Linked DNA regions of Homo sapiens: region 2 is linked to region 1. A link is a contact called in ENCODE Hi-C or POLR2A ChIA-PET data. All regions are on one chromosome and are shown on one strand. The core of a region is the stretch at or near the end of the contact, and the rest is flanking DNA. Distances in the headings are between cores, read along the strand shown.

Evidence for each region. A loop is a pair of places that touch in the nucleus more often than their neighbours do. ChIA-PET counts read pairs that join two places held with the same protein, here RNA polymerase II (POLR2A). Pooled maps may share reads with other maps.
Region 2: POLR2A ChIA-PET joins it to region 1 with 16 read pairs in WTC11. The contact joins the promoter of ADSL here to the promoter of MGAT3-AS1 in region 1. A Hi-C loop is called at or near these places in 1 of 50 pooled maps. POLR2A ChIA-PET finds 5 or more read pairs at or near these places in 3 of 52 experiments (AG04450, WTC11 and activated naive CD8-positive, alpha-beta T cell).

Annotation. Positions count from the first base shown.
Region 1 is chr22:39,474,948-39,480,522 of GRCh38, forward strand. MGAT3-AS1 (MGAT3 antisense RNA 1) reads right to left here and starts at 1,875. Exons shown (of 2, transcript NR_126469.1): 1 at 1,511-1,875; 2 at 860-992. The region is part of intron 1 of MGAT3 (beta-1,4-mannosyl-glycoprotein 4-beta-N-acetylglucosaminyltransferase); the gene reads left to right. RefSeq lists an enhancer at 3,499-4,000.
Region 2 is chr22:40,343,822-40,349,039 of GRCh38, forward strand. ADSL (adenylosuccinate lyase) reads left to right here and starts at 2,679. Exons shown (of 13, transcript NM_000026.4): 1 at 2,679-2,890. The coding sequence starts at 2,738. RefSeq lists silencers at 379-551, 2,932-3,021 and enhancers at 2,194-2,707, 2,708-3,221, 3,222-3,734.

The DNA.
Region 1 (5,575 bases), core at 625-3,124:
CTGGACTGGGGACTGAGGATCCGAGATGGAAAAGCCCCAGCCCAGCGCCCCTGCCTTCCTGGAGTCAGAGAGGCCTGGGTTCTGCTTGTGGTGCGGCCTTCACCAATCACCCCCTCCTCAGGGCCTCCATCTCCCTGCTGGTGTGGAGTGAGGGATGAATTCACAGCAGGGCTTGCCAGGCTTTTTTTTTTTTTTTTTTTTTTAACTGTAGAAGCTTTCCTTCCAACAAAATCTTGCGAGGAGCTCAGTGTCTGAAATTGAAAAGCTGGGAGCATCTTCTTGATTGTGTTTTTTGGGGGCGAGTCCCTGGGCTTTGTTTTCTCTCCCCCTTCACTCCACCTCTCTCTCAGGTCCTGGGGCACCTGGAGGGGAGTTCCAGGGACCTGGCTGGGAAAGAGCTGTCCTCAGTGCCCATGGGACCAGTCCATGGGATGTGTCTGTACATCTGTGTATCGGGCCCTGAGGCCCACCTTTAGCCCACCTCCCCTCCCGAGGTCTCCTTCTGCCAATCACCTGCCTAATGCCCCTGCACCCTGGTGTCAGGCAGCCCCCCAGAGCTGCATCCCTCCCTCCTGTAGTTAACCAATGCTCTATGAGCCTCTCTCAGCCAAGACCTTGGCATCAGCTCACCACTGCCCCGCCCCTGGCCCTCCCCTTCATCACGGGCCGTCTCTCAGGCTTGGCGCCCTGGGATGCTCCCTTGCTCCAGCTCTGTGACTGTCCCCATGAGGGTCCTCCCTCAGTGCAGCCCCATCTCTCCAGCGGTGCTGGCACGATGGACCCGGTTGACTCCCTGCCTCCTGCCCTCTCCGTTCAGTCTAAACTGCACAGTCTAACGTAGGAACCACTAGAGCATGCAGCTATTAAAATTCAAATTAAATTAAGCTGGGTATGGTGGTGTGAGACTTGTCCCAACTACTCACGAGGCTGAGATGGGAGGATTGCTTGAGTCCAGGAATTCACATACAGCCTGGGTAACATAGGTCTCGTCTCTAAAAAACAAAAACAAAAACATTATGGAATGAGCCTCTGGGGATGAGGAGCTGATGTCCTGAATGGACCAGTGACCAGTGCAGGAGGGGTGGAGTCCTAGCAGGGGTAGATCCCAGCTTTGGGAACCAACTTTCCCAGGCACTTGCCGGCCACTCCGTGGGAAAGTCCTCAGGCAGCCTGCAGGGAGCTGGGATCAGCTGATGGGGATGGGTTTGGAGGGGAGAGAGTGGTGCACAGGGACTGGAGGTGGGGGAGGGGTGGGGTTGCCATGGAAAGGGCTCTTGGGATGGGTCTTGGGCTGAGCCTTTGGCAAGGCCTCCACCCTGGAGCTGAGCCAGCAGAGAGTGGGGCTGACTCCATGAGGCCCAGACTCTCGTGGGTATTCTGGTGGCCTGGGCACCCTGTCTTTCCTGAACCCTGCCTGCCTAATCTAAGAACTGCTCCCCTTGTAGCTCTGTCTCTCCTCTGTTGGCCTAGTTTCTTCATCCATGGGTGGGCACAGCAGAAGCTGTCTCACCTGCTCCATGGTGAACGGGATTTGCAAGGATTTGACTCTGGCCATCCAGGGAAGATGGAGTCTTTGACCAGGCCTGGCCCCTGAAGCAGACTTCTTCCTTCTGAGCCTGCTGGGGAAGCAGAATTCCTCGATGCTGGGTGTCATGGTCTACCAGGCCCTCCCTCGCCCAGGCCACTTGTGTTGAGCCTGGAGCAGAACCCCCAGATCTGTAGTCCGCCTGTCAGCTTGGGGAGTCTCCGTTTCCGTCTGTTTCATTCCCATCAGCTGTGTGTGGCTGAGCAAGTCACTTAACCTCTTGAGGCCTCCATGTCCTCATCTGCAAAATGGAGACACACATATCTGCGTCCCCGATGACCACCAGTAGCTGGGATGATACGTCGACTGCAGAGTGACCACTTTGTGTAGGCGTCCCTGTGGATGGTTGTCAGTCAAAGGAGTGAGTCAGATGATGAGAGGGGAGGACAGCAGAGCAGCAGTTGTTTCTTCAGTCTCGCCGGGACTCCAGGATCGGCCATGTTCTGCAGCCACCGCCTCTACCTGTCTCCCCATGTGGGATCCTGAAACCTCAAGCTGCATTTAGTTTCAGAGTCCGGGGAGGTGCTCACTGTCTTCTGACTCCTGAGATGCCGACTCCCTCTGCCATACCCCAGGGAAGGAACCAGTAGCAGAAGCTCCAGGGAAACTGATGAAGGTCAACAGAAGGAAGAACTTCTAGCAGCCCAAAGGGATTGGAATGGGCGGCCCGTGGGAGTGGACATGCAGAGGCACTGGCCTGGGGTGAAGCCTTGGACCAAATTCTTACTTGCAGGCCCTCTGGACCCAGGAGAGGAGTCTGCAGGCCTCGGCTGGGCCGGATTCCGCAGATTCTGGCCTAGGTCCTGAATGCCTGGTGAGTTACTGAGAAAGGCCCTACAGGCTGAGGGTGCCAGTCAGGGTGAAGCAGCCCCGCAATTGGCCCACCTCCTTTTGTACCTTAACAAAGGTGTCTTTGTTACCTTTCTTAAAGGAAATAAAGCCGGTCAGGAGCAAGGCCTGGCATATTCAGGGGGTCATCTGTATTTGGTCGTCCAGCGGGAAACCCAAATGGAAGGAAAGAAAAAAAAAAAAAACCATGCATTTATAGAACCTCTGCCAATGGCCAGGCTCCATGCAGAATGCTTTGACACCGTGGCTCAGCCAGGTCTCCCACAGGACTGCAAAACAGAGGGTGACATCTTTCTTTTAGATCGGAGAAGACTGAGGACCAGAGAAGCTAAGTAACTTGCCAAAGGGCACACAGCAAGTAAGTCATGGCACTGGGATTCAAACCAAATCCTCCAGACTTCCAGTAACAGTGGAGCCGGCGTGTCCTGAGCATCTGTTGTGTGCTTAGGCATGGTCCCTAGCTTTTTGCGGGGATTAACTCACTCAACTCTCACAACAACCCTGTGAGACAGAAACGGTTATACCTCCGTATCGTGGAGGGGGAAACTGAGGCACGGGGAGGCAGAGTGACTTGCCAAGGCCACAAGCAGTGTTCGGATCTGGCCATTGTGGCCACTGGCCTACCTTGTGCCCCAGGAGCTGCTGTACATGGCAGGGATTGCTGCAAAGATGTGCCTCCTGCCTTCTTTTTGGAGGTGGCAGAGCCCTTAGGTCACATGGGGCAGGACCAGGCCGGGTGGAAGGTGAGCACAGGGAGACGGGCTTCAGCGCGAAGCCCTTTCGTACAGTTGAACTAACTCCTGGAGAGGTAGTGCGGGTCCACCCCAAGGTGTACCAGGGCTGGGGGCAGTGGATGGGCTACTTCCTGCCCAGAAGTAGAGACTGAGGTTGTTTCTGGCATCCTCCAAAATGCCCCTCATGGACATTACAGGGATGCCCTGAGTGCCCACTGGGTGTTGGGCCTGCTTTACTGCTGGACATGTGACAGCTGGCCCCTTCTCCCAGTTGGAGGAGTGCCCAGTGGCTGTCCCCCAGCTGAAGACGCCAGACATCAGGTGTTGAGGGGCAGGCGGAGAAGGGGCCAGAGGGTGGTGGACAGGGGAACCGGCTGTTAAGACATGAGCCGTCTGAACCACGGAGGTGGGTGGCAGGGGCCAGGGTGAGGCCAGCCAAGGGCACCCTGGGGACTGAGCTAGGACTCTGGCCAGCACGGGCAAGCTCAGGACCACGGAGAGCTCCACAGGAGCCGCCCTTCACCAAGCGACAGCTGTCAGTGTGAGTCTGCACCTGGGAGGCTGCTACCTGCCTGGCCAGCTCCCACCATCACAGCCAGTGGCCTCCAGAGAGCACCTCCCTTCTCCCTGGCCAGAAGCCCCTGGCTGGGCTCCACCTGAGTCCTGACTATGAGGTCATGGCTGGGTCATGGAGTTTGGGCTCATCAGCTTCCCTCCCTCACAGCCCGTCAGGCTTCCAAGCAGAGCTAGAGAAAAATGGCACAAGAAGTGGGAAGAGGGAGGGAAAGAAGGAAATCTGTCCAGCTCAGACCCTCCAGGCCATGGCCACTGCCTGAGGCCTGCCTGCTGCCATCCTGGGTCAGCCTCAGCCTCCCTCTTCCAGGATCACCTGGCTGCCAGGAAGCACCTGGCCCATGCTCTACCACCTATCCCAACAGACCCAGGACCGGCCAGAGGCGGTGGCCCACGCTTGCAATCCCAACACTGGGGGGCCGAGGTATCACTTGAGCCCAGGAGGTCGAGACCAGCTTGGCAATGTAGGGAGACCTCCTCTCTACAAAAAAATGTTTAAAAAATCAGCCGAGTGGTGGCACACACCTGTAGTCCCAGCTACTTAGGAGGCTGAGGTGGGAGGATCACTTGAACCCAGGAGTTTGTGGCTGCAGTGAACCTTGACCACCCCACTGTACTCCAGCCTGCCTGGGTAACAAAGAAAGACAAAACCCTGTCTAAAAAAATTTAAAAAGTCACAGGCCCCTGGGGCTGGGCACAACTTACGGGGTGTCTGGCAGCGGGGTGGGGGTGGAGCCTCAAGCCCCCCTTTTCTTGGAGTCTCAGGAGGCGTGGCTTCCCAGCCCCTGGCCCCTCCCCACAGCAGGTTTAGGTTTTGCTCCCTGTTGCCCTGAGATAGGACAGCACCCACCTAGGCTTAGGCCCTGCCAGGGACTCACCTCCAAGCCTCTGCTTCTGGTGTGTCCCCACCCAAAGGCTCACTCTTTCTCTTCTCTGCCAGGCTGGGGAATAATAATAGAAGAGCTAGCACTTATCATTGAGTGCTTACTGTGTGCTAGGCATCTCATCGATGGGAAAACAGAGGTACAGAAAAGTGCTTAACCTGCACAAGGCCACACAGATAGGAGTGGCAGAGCTGGGATTTGAACTGGGGAGTCCGAGCACATGGAAGTGATGGTGAGGGCATTGTGGAGGCCCAGGGCAGTGCGGGGTGATCTCATTGAGCACCTGCTGTGTACATTCCCTGCTCTAGGGAGCTTATATGCCAGCTGGGAAGACAGACATCTAGGGGAAAATGAGCCTAGTGTTGACTGGGGCTGGGGCCGTGCATAGTTCTCTCTGATTCTTACTTGAAATAAGCAGGGCAGAGATAATGATACCCATTTTATACATGGAGGAGTTGAGGCTGAGAGAGGTCAGGTGACCTGCTCTGTTCATAGTGACTATAGGAACATTGATGATGATGAGGAGCTGGGGGAGGTTGGGAGAGTTCGGGATGGGCTCTGGCTTGGGGCAGAGGCAGGTGCTTTGGCTCCAGGGAGGCTATCTTGGCACAGAGCAGGCATCTGAGAAATACTAGGTGAATTTTAACGAACTGAGTAAGAGCCAGAGTATGGCATTTGTGCTAACAGAGATTAGCCTTGGTGGTGGGAAGGAGCTGGAGAGGGGTTTTGTCCTCAGAGAGCTGCCTGCCTGGGTCACAGAGGGCGCCCAGCCCAGGGAAGGCCCTAAGCCCTCGCTCAGTTAACCTTATTCCCCAGGTAGGTCCTAACCACAGTGACCCTCCTGGCTTCCTGAGCTGCTGGAGGACCTCAAGCCACGTACATCCAGGGAAGTAGGTGGGAGTGGGACAGTGGGCTGGACGATGTCCCCCACAGTGCTTTGAGGCCACAGG
Region 2 (5,218 bases), core at 1,429-3,928, 870 kb after region 1:
TGAGGTCAGGAGTTCAAGACCAGCCTGACCAACATGGAGAAACCCCGTCTCTAAAAAAAAAAAAAAAAAAAAAACAACGAAAAAACAAAATTAGCCAGGTGTGGTGGCGCATGCCTGTAATCCCAGCTACTCAGGAGGCTGAGGAGGGAGAATCGCTTGAACCCGGGAGGTGGAGGTTGCGGTGAACAGAGATCACACCATTGCACTCCAGCCTGGTCAACAAGAGTGAAACTCTGTCTTAAAAAAAAATAAATAAATAAATAAAAGAAAAAGAGGCCGGGCACGGTGGCTCATGCCTGTAATCCCAGCACTTAGGGAGGCCGAGAAGGGCAGATCAGAAGGTCGAGACCATCCTGGCCAACACGGTGAAACCCCATCTCTACTAAAAAAAATACAGAAAATTAGCCGGGTGTGGTGGTGGGCGCCTGCAGTCCCAGCTACTAGGGAGGCTGAGGCAGGAGAATGGCGTGAACCCGGGACGGGGAGCTTGCAGTGAGCCGAGATCATGTCACTGAACTCCAGGCTGGGCGACAGAGCGAGACTCTGTCTCAAAAAAAAAAAAAAAAAAAAAAAAAAAAGAAGCCGGGAGGTCACTCAGCATCTAAGAAAGCCCAGAGGTGTGGAGGGAGAACACTGTCATGGGTGCTCCATAGGTTTTTGAGTGAATCTGTGAATGAAAGCAGGAATGGGAAGGTGACTGGAAAAGAAGTTATTGTCAAAGAAAAGATCTTGAAGCCTTGAGATCTAATCATGTACTTTTTTTTTTTTTTTCTTGAGTTGGAGTCACACTTTGTTGCCCAGGCTGGAGTGCAGTGGCACGATCTCGGCTCACTGCAACCTCCACCTCCTGGGTTCAAGTGATTCTCCTGCCTCAGCCTCCTAAGTAGCTGAGATTACAGACACCTGCCACCACGACCTGGCTAATTTTTGTATTTTGAGTAGAGATGGGGTTTCACCATGTTGGCCAGGCTGGTCTCCAACTCCTGACCTCAGGTGATCCACCTGCCTCAGCGTCCCAAAATGCTGGGATTACAGGTGTGAGCCACCGTGCCTGGCCCTTAATCATGTACTTGTAATAGTCTAGAAATATTATGGTTATTGGAAAAGTGAAGTTAACTCTCAGCAAATAAACTGGGAGTTAAAATTGGAATTCCTCCACAGGTCTCATTTTAGTAAGGCACTCAGAAACAAGTAATTTCAAAGCAGCATAGTACTGGGCTCAAGCGATCTTCCCGCCTCGGCCTCTCAAAGTGTTGGGATTACAGGCGTGAGCCACCACACCTGGCTTGAGTGTCTTTAGATTCCTCACGTAAAAGGCAGAGAGCTAGGAGTTAAGTGCAGGTGGAGAGGGTGCAGGCACCCGGCTCTTTTCGTTTGTTTTGTTTTTGAGACAGGGTCTCACTGTTGCCTAAGCTGTAGTGGCAAAATCATGGCTTACTGCAGCCTCAACATCCTGGGCTCAAGTGATTCTCCCACCTCAGCCTCCCAAGTAGCTGGGACTACAGGTGCACACCACCATACCCAGTTAATTTTTGTATTTTTTGTAGAGACAGTGTTTCATCATGTTGCTCAGGCTGGTCTCCAACTCCTGGACTCAAGCGATCTGCCCAGCTCAGCCTCCAAAGTGCTGAGATTATAGGCGTGAGTCACCGTGCCCAGCTGAGACACCTGGCTCTTACAGCTCCAGATGAACCCTTTCCTGTGTGATCACCCCACTGGCACTCCAGACTGAACAACATAGCAAGACCCTGTCAAAAAAAAAAAAAAGGGGGGGGGCCACTTGAGTGTTTCTATTTCTATTTATTTATTTAATTCTTTTATTTTTTGGAGACGGAGTCTCGCTCTGTCGCCCAGGCTGGAGTGCAGTGGCGCGATCTTGGCTCACTGCAACCTCCGCCTTCCGGGTTCAAGAAATTCTCCTGTCTCAGCCTCACAAGTAGCTGAGACTACAGGTACAGGCCGCCATGCCCGACTAATTTTTTGTATTTTAGTAGAGACAGGGTTTCACGTGTTGCCCAGGCTGGTCTCAAACTCCTAAGCTCAGGAAATCTGCCTGCCTCGACCTCCCGAAGTGCTGGGATTACAGGCGTAGGCCACCGCAGCCGGCTCACTGGGGGCGCAGTAAATGCCGATTTCCCTTGGGTATCTTCATTTCTCCTTAGAGCCGAGCTCGGTGCGCCGCGGGCAGGAGTGGGTGGGGCGACAGTAATAAGAGTAACAGCAAGCGTACACACGGCCTTCCAAGTGTGCCAGACACCGCTCTAACACTGAATCCGCACAACCCGAAAGGCAGGCCTTTTTTTTTTTTTTTTTTTTTGCTTTTTGTTTTTTAGAGACGGGAGGGTCTCCCTGTGTTGCCCAGGCTGGTCTCGATCTGTCGGCCTCAAGCGATCCTCCGGTCTGGGGCCCCCACAGTGCTGGGATTACAAGCGTGAGCCACCGCGCCCGGCCAAGGAAGTCTTAATGTACCTCTTTTCAGACAGGAAAACTAAAGTGTAGCGCGGCTAAGTAACGTAGGAAGCATCAATCATGTTTCTGGTCAAAGAAGCGAACCAAGTCAATTCTCAGGCAGAAGCAGCGGAGATTCTCCGCAGCCGGCAGCGCCCAGGGCGCCCGGAACCCAGAGAGCGAGACCGCGTGAAGGAAGTCCCGCCCCGCCCCGTCCTGCCCTGGCCTCCAGGTTTCCGCTTCCGCTCTTCCCTGGTCCAGTCCACCCTGGCGGGGTCGCAGGGTTGGGATGGCGGCTGGAGGCGATCATGGTTCGCCCGACAGCTACCGCTCACCTCTTGCCTCCCGCTATGCCAGCCCGGAGATGTGCTTCGTGTTTAGCGACAGGTATAAATTCCGGACATGGCGGCAGCTGTGGCTGTGGCTGGCGGAGGCCGAGCAGGTAACGGATCCCGGGCTGAGGGGCTGGGCCGGGAGGGACGGGCCCGCCCCAGCACGTGCCGGGCTCTGTTCCGGGCTGGGCTTAGCCACCCCGGAGCTGCGGCCCGGCTATTTTCAGCTGGGTGTTCCCTGTCCTGAGGAGCTGCGGCCCCAGGAAAGCAAGGGCAGGAGATCCGGGAGCCGCCACCTGTTGCCTCACGTGTTCTCAGTCCGAGAGGGTTCGAGACGCGGAGGAGGCTGGGAGAAATTCAGCCTGTAGTTTCAGGGAATTCATTTTGGCCATCCCCGCAGGAGTACGCTGCTAACCACAGACACCGAGCGCTTGTTTCGTACTGTTGTGCTCATTATTTCACTAATCTTTTCTTGTGTAATCCATGAAGATCTTGCAGGCTTGATGGTGTTTTTCCCACATTGCAGGGGAGAACAAAGCCCGGACAGCTTGTTGTTTGCCCTAGCCCATCCAGCTATTAAGAACGGAACTGGGATTTGAACCTGGGTGCACTCCAGAGCCTGAGCTGAGCACGTAGCCCCTTGGTTTTCCACAGTGCCTGTGTAGTTAGTGACAGGACTGGAATGCTTGTTTTCTAGGCCACCGTTTCTGCCTCACTGGCCTCCGCTTTGCCTCTTAGGAGAAGACTCCGGGTAGGGGTTTATTAAACGGGGTTTATAATTTCTTTTCTAAGGGCTGCATAGAGAACTTCTTAGCCCAGCGGTTTCAGAAATAGCTCCAGAAGAGTTGAAGCAAACTGAAGGTGATCCAGAGAGCGATAATGTTTCTCCTCAAGTTTCAGAGGAAAGTGCCACAACGAGCAAGTTGGCAATGCCCTCTCAAACGGCACAGTAAACATGGAAACAATTTGACTTCGGGCCTAGGACCTGTACCATGGAACTCTCCAAACAGGAAACTTTCATTCTAGATTCCCTCCCTCCCCTTATCACTGCCCTCCAAAATATTGGGCGATACACTACAATAATAGCAGACATTCAGATAGTGCCTTCTGAGACCCAGGTCTTAACCCTTTACACATGGTTGCTTATTAATCCTCCAAACAACCCTGAAGAGTAGGTATGAAATACTATGACTGTACCTGTTTTACAGATGGAAGAATGAAGCATCAACTTAATAAACTCTTGGCGTAGATAGCGATAGTAGTAGACCTTAATCATGTGTTGTGGTTTGTGATGTACTAGTGTGTACTCTTTCTATTTCATCTGATATTCTATTCTGTAGATGAGGGTAGTGGTACTCAAGACTTTGCCAGGGTCGCCAAAGCTAGTAAATGGCTTCAAGCTGGAATTGGAATGTAGAGTCTGAGTATGTGTTCTTTGTGTTGGCCTAAAATGCATACAATTTTGGCTTTGGATTATCTGTTAGGGTGTCAAAATTACCATAAATTGCATAATAACTTAGTAGCTAAGAAAAAACTTGGAGAATAAGAGATTAGGAGGAATGCAGAAAATTTGTAGTAAGGAAAGTATGAATTTTGAAAAGATAAATTGCTTGAGGGGAGGAAGCAGTATGGCCGTGCTGCCCTCTGCTGCTTTGCTTTGGAAGGAGCCCAGAGGTGTCATGTCTTCTGTGACTGTAAAGGTTCCAGGCAGTTCTGCCACATGTGGCTGCCGAGTACTTGAAATGCAGCTAGTGTGACTGAGAAACTGACTTTTTACTTTTATTTATATATTTAGGTTTTGAGACTGGGTCTGGCTCTGTCGCCTAGGCTGGAGTGCAGTGGCACAATCTTGGCTCGTTACAACCTCTGCATCCTGGGCTCAAGCTGTCCTCTCACCTCAGCCTCCCAAGCTGGAACTAGAGGTGCACGCCACCACGCCCGGCAAATTTTTGTGTTGTTTTGTAGAGATGGGTCTCACTGTGTTTTCCAGTGCGGTCTAGAACTTCTGGACTCAAGCGATCCACCGACCTTGGCCTCCCAAAGATGTGAGCCACCATACCTGGCCTGACTTTTTACTTATAAATATTTTCCAATACTTTTTAATTAATCAATTTAAATTTAAATAGCCATATCTGGCTAGTAGCTCCTTTCTTGGATAAAAAAGATCTAAGATGCAAGATCCTTCCCGGAGTCACTGTTTGCAAGTTTCAAGTGAGGTTTAAATCAGTTTCACCACTGTTTGTATTCAGCCCTTGGATCTAAGTTCCGAGCTGCCTGTGGGCTGCCAGCTATTTTTTGCAGCCTAATTTTTCCAGTGATGGATGAATGTAAGACATCAATGTGTTTATTTTCTCATCAATATCTCCTGGAATTGCTTTCAGTTGCACTCATTTGCTGTATATAATTTCCTGGCAAAACTACTTACAGAATTTCTAAAT